Regions from separate parts of the Homo sapiens genome. Here region 2 is linked to region 1. The links are chromatin loops, found by intact Hi-C in ENCODE. Cell type or tissue: heart left ventricle. All regions are shown on one strand.

What was found. Peaks named below come from ENCODE experiments on the same cell type or tissue, not always from the same donor. Only the 100,000 strongest peaks of a DNase experiment are listed, where the experiment ranks them.
Region 2: a loop joins it to region 1, with 4 times the contacts of the local background. A loop is called at or near these places in 33 of 110 quality-filtered maps.

Annotation. Positions count from the first base shown.
Region 1 is chr9:107,483,081-107,485,580 of GRCh38, reverse strand. KLF4 (KLF transcription factor 4) reads left to right here. Exons shown (of 5, transcript NM_004235.6): 5 at 1-729. Among named protein-coding and RNA genes, the nearest start is that of KLF4, 5.4 kb to the left of the region's middle. In heart left ventricle, a CTCF peak has its summit at 1,266; no DNase peak of the experiment used is centred here; H3K4me3 peaks cover 2,001 bases; H3K27ac peaks cover 425 bases.
Region 2 is chr9:107,759,603-107,762,102 of GRCh38, reverse strand. The region is part of intron 2 of LOC105376208 (a long non-coding RNA gene); the gene reads right to left. It overlaps LOC105376209 (a long non-coding RNA gene), which reads left to right. Exons shown (of 3, transcript XR_930230.3): 3 at 814-1,214. Among named protein-coding and RNA genes, the nearest start is that of KLF4, 270 kb to the right of the region's middle. In heart left ventricle, no CTCF peak of the experiment used is centred here; a DNase peak (open chromatin) is centred at 1,102; H3K27ac peaks cover 1,176 bases.

The sequences.
Region 1 (2,500 bases):
AAAAGACAAAAATCAAAGAACAGATGGGGTCTGTGACTGGATCTTCTATCATTCCAATTCTAAATCCGACTTGAATATTCCTGGACTTACAAAATGCCAAGGGGGTGACTGGAAGTTGTGGATATCAGGGTATAAATTATATCCGTGAGTTGGGGGAGGGAAGACCAGAATTCCCTTGAATTGTGTATTGATGCAATATAAGCATAAAAGATCACCTTGTATTCTCTTTACCTTCTAAAAGCCATTATTATGATGTTAGAAGAAGAGGAAGAAATTCAGGTACAGAAAACATGTTTAAATAGCCTAAATGATGGTGCTTGGTGAGTCTTGGTTCTAAAGGTACCAAACAAGGAAGCCAAAGTTTTCAAACTGCTGCATACTTTGACAAGGAAAATCTATATTTGTCTTCCGATCAACATTTATGACCTAAGTCAGGTAATATACCTGGTTTACTTCTTTAGCATTTTTATGCAGACAGTCTGTTATGCACTGTGGTTTCAGATGTGCAATAATTTGTACAATGGTTTATTCCCAAGTATGCCTTAAGCAGAACAAATGTGTTTTTCTATATAGTTCCTTGCCTTAATAAATATGTAATATAAATTTAAGCAAACGTCTATTTTGTATATTTGTAAACTACAAAGTAAAATGAACATTTTGTGGAGTTTGTATTTTGCATACTCAAGGTGAGAATTAAGTTTTAAATAAACCTATAATATTTTATCTGAATAATGTTTTTTATTGTTTTGTTTTCCTCCTGGAAAAATATGAACAGTGTTTGGTTTAAACACACCGGGTTAATAAGGCATGTAAGAAGCACGCACAAAAAAGCCAACTTTATGTCAACAAATTAAAATACCTTTTTTTATTAAAAAAAAACTATTTAGTTTTACCATAAATACTATCAATATAGGGCTGAGAACTCTTGATTATTGTACGTTTAAAAATTACAAGATTAAAAACCCAGTTCAGGTTTGCTCTTTCCAAATGTACGTAAAGCTACGTGAAAGCAGTTTCCTTACCTATGATTTTCCCAGTAGAAACAGCTTAATCATCCTTAAATTTGCTCAGTTTAGTATGAAAATATTTATGAAATATATACATTTCAGTTTCATATTTGAAAAAAATCTTTATGGTTTGTCTTTTAAAGTAAATAAAAATAAAAAAGTTTTCTGTGGAGGCCTGTCCCAGCACCCCTCACATCTGAGTAACAAAAGAACCTTCCTACAGCAGACAACCCTAAGAACGTAGTTCCACAGTGCCCTCCTGAGGATTAAAGGGTTCATTTATGCTTGGTGTGTGTTAAAGATACATCACTTCTACTAGTTACAGCCTTAAAGAGGTCAGAACCAAAGTTTCTGGCAGATTGTTTTAAAGCTAAATCAGTTCCCCTGACTGAAGGTGGGAAAACAAACTGAAATAAAATAATTTAAAAATTATTCAAATTCATAAAACTAAGTGTAAAGTAAGATGGTGTTATGGTAAGTTTGTAGCGTTTATATTAGAAGTTTTAATATTAAAACTCAAAACTGCCCTGTTAGAATCTGAAGTTCTTGAGATGGGTGCCTGAAAGATTGAAATTCATTTGGGGCTATCGCAAAATGGAAAAAGCATTTGTGACACTTGTTGACACCTTATATACTTGTAATAGTGATGTGGGTGACTAAACATCATCAAGGGGACAGAGCTCACTGCTCACTGGCATTTTTTTTAGAGTGCTTATTAACTATTGATTGTATCTAGTGTCCAGAGGTGCGTTTGTACCATGGGTACATGTAATAAATGAAATAAAAAATGGATGTTTATAAGAGGCTTATGGTAGATCAGCACAAGGTATTTTCTTTGGCTTTTGAGAGTCCACCATGACTGGAAAGCATAGCATGTGTCTCTGCTTAAAAGAAAACAGGTGCATCAATAGGATGGAATTTTATGTGGCCAAGAACATATTCAAAGCATATTTAATGACATGGAAAAATGCTCATAGTAATGTTAAGTGGAAAAAGCAGGATATAAGACTATCAACAGTACCAATTCAACTGTGTACATTTAAGTGTATGTGTGCTTTGAAGGAGAGAGAGAGAAACAAAAGGAAATTAAGAGAAAACCCTAGAAGGAACTGCCAAAATATTCATACTGGTTTTCTCAGTTTTAATTTTCTTTTCTTTTTTTTTGAGATGGATTCTTGCTTGTCACCAAGGCTGGAGTGCAGTGGTGTGATCTCGGCTCACTGCAATCTCCACTTCACAGGTTCAAACGATTCTCCTGCCTCAGCCTCCTGAGTAGCTGGGATTACAGGCGCCCACCACCACACCCGACGAATTTTTGTATATTCAGTAGAGACAGGGTCTCACCATGTTGGCCAGGCTGGTTTCGAACTGCTGACCTCAAGTGATCCGTCCACCTAGGCCTCCCAAAGTGCTGGGATTACAGGCATAAGCCACCGTGCCCAGCCTAAATTTTCTTTTTTGAAGTTTTCAAATATTCTAAAACAGCTATAGTA
Region 2 (2,500 bases), 280 kb before region 1:
TTTATTGGCTGTTTTCTGGAGGCCAACCACAGGTCCTAGAGACGACCCGCAGTTCCCTGCCACATGGACCTCTCCATAAGCAGGTCACCACATGGCAATTTGTTTCTTCAAAGCCAGCAGGAGAATCTCCTGCTTCAGTCCACTAAGATGGAGTCATATATAGTGCAATATGATCATGAGAGTAATAGCCCATCATTTTTGACCTACGATGGATGGATTTATTTGTATTTTTATCACCACTATCATTTACAATAATTAATATTATCATTCATCATAATCATGCTAAATTTGGTATCCTGAAATATAGTATTAAGATTCCATTTACCTTTTACATAAAAACCTTCCTTAGTTCTCAGTGCCTATGGAATAAAATCCAAGTTCTATAGCCTGCAATTCATGCCCCCCATCCCTGTTATATTCCTGGCCTCATCTTTGCCCAATCCTGGCTCTTTCCCAATGATGCCAAACACTTTCGTCTCCTTTCCTCCTTTCAGCACAGGTAGCCTCTCTGCCTGGCCTGAACTTTGCTTTCCTCTTGGTCAAGTTGGTGTACATATCTTTGCAAACTTATTGGGAAAATGACCTTTACTCTCCCGGAGCCTGCTCAGCCTCTCCCCTCTCTGGGCTCCATAGCTCTGGGAATGTGCATCTTTATACTGCCAGTCACACCATATTATATAATTGCATCAAGCAGTGAGTTTCAGTTCATCTCTAAATTCCAAGACTTGGTACAGATTAGGTCTCAACAAATCATGCTGAATAAATACACAATTAATTTAATTAACAGCAACTTTTCTTTTATGTCCTCTTCAGGTTTGCAAAGTATATTAAGCTGATGTGGGCAAGTTTGGAGTGAGGACGTTCAGCAAAAGACAGAGGGAACCAGCTGGATGACCCTAGCAGGCCTGGAACAGTTTGGAACCGGACGTCCTCTTCTTGTAGACTGACAGGCTCCGGAAAGAAGCCACAGCTTCTCCGTGGAGCCCTGGGCTCAGCACTTCCCGTATTCACTACTGCTATTCTCAGTAGTCCTCTTCCCCAAAGTCTGCTTCCATATTTTCAGGTCTTTGAATGTTGCAGCCAAACCACTGCTCTAGTTCTGAAAGCAGAACCAAAACACACCCCAGGCACCGTTCCCTCACCGACTTCCTATTCCTAGGGCTCCAATCCCAGCCTCCTACCCCTTCATCCTCTCCCTGCTCCCTTACCCTAGAAGCCACACCCACGTTTTGCGCCCTGGCCTTGCACACTGCCAGCCTCCTGCATGCTCTGAGTTTTCCTCTGGGATTCCTCTTCCAGCCAGGCTTCCTGAGACCCCTGTGGGTCTCAGGAACCCTGCTCCTCCCCGCTCTCCTCCTTGCTGAACCACTTCCCCATTTGAATCGTTAATCTCCTCCTCCCTTTATTCTGGGGGAAGCCTGTTCCAAAAGCCAGTGGTGACTTTCTTGGGTTAAAGGCCAGGATTAAAAATAAGTAGGAGTTACCATTTCTGGCCCCATAGTTCCTCAGGCAGGAAGGAGCCACCAAGGCAGCATGGCCTGACCCAGCACAGAGACTGCCGAAAATGACCAGGCCAGCCAGTCCCCCAGGAAAACAGGTCAGGAAAAGCCAAGGCCCACCAAAGGGGTCCAAGAATGAGTTTCGTTTTGTATGAAATGTAGGGAATATTCAATATGCCCATTTTAGAGGCGATTTCTCTCCATTGTGATTCTAGTTAAAATCCACAACCAGAATTCACAGAAGCAGTACTGGGTGAGGGAAAGATATGAAAAAGCTTGGATTTGAATCCCAGCCGTGTAACCCAGGACAAGGTGTGCAAAACCCTGAGAAGCCAAATTTCTCCTATAAAACGAGAAGGAGAAAGCCCTCTACTTGGGATGATTGAGAATCAAATGAGACAATATTTAGTAACTAGCACAGCACAGAATCCGTGGAAGTCTCGCCAAACAAAGCTAATTACCTTCTCCTCTAAAAGTGTTGTTGTTGCCTTCAGTGGAGGCCCCTGGGAGGTTGTCAGGCTGTAGCACTGCCCTACCTGGAATGCATTTAGTACCTGTACCTGCAGGGCACTGTCGTCACTGCCTCATGGGCCTCGCGGCAGGCCTGCCACCACTCCAGCTACCAGTCCAGCCAGGGTGGTGATAAATGGCCCTGAGCCAGCATCCTCAGCAACTTCAGGAGCTGCTGGGAAGAGGTGGCTTTGATGTCAAGCCAAGGGAAGACGTGTTACAATTATCTAAATTATTCAAGGCCCCCACAAATTTCAGAGAGCTGTAGGTTGCTTGCAGATGATTGTAAATTCCCTGCCTACCACTTCTTTATCACACCAACTAGGCTTTCAGTTCCCTGTCAAGTCCCTCTGTCTTACACCTCAGTGCCTTTGTATGTACCAGAGTCTCTGCTTAGAATTCTTTTTGCTCCCCTGTCACTGCCCAGAACATCCCCCCTCACACTTCAGGTCTCAGCCCCATGGTCCCTGTTTCAGGAAGCCGTCCCTGAT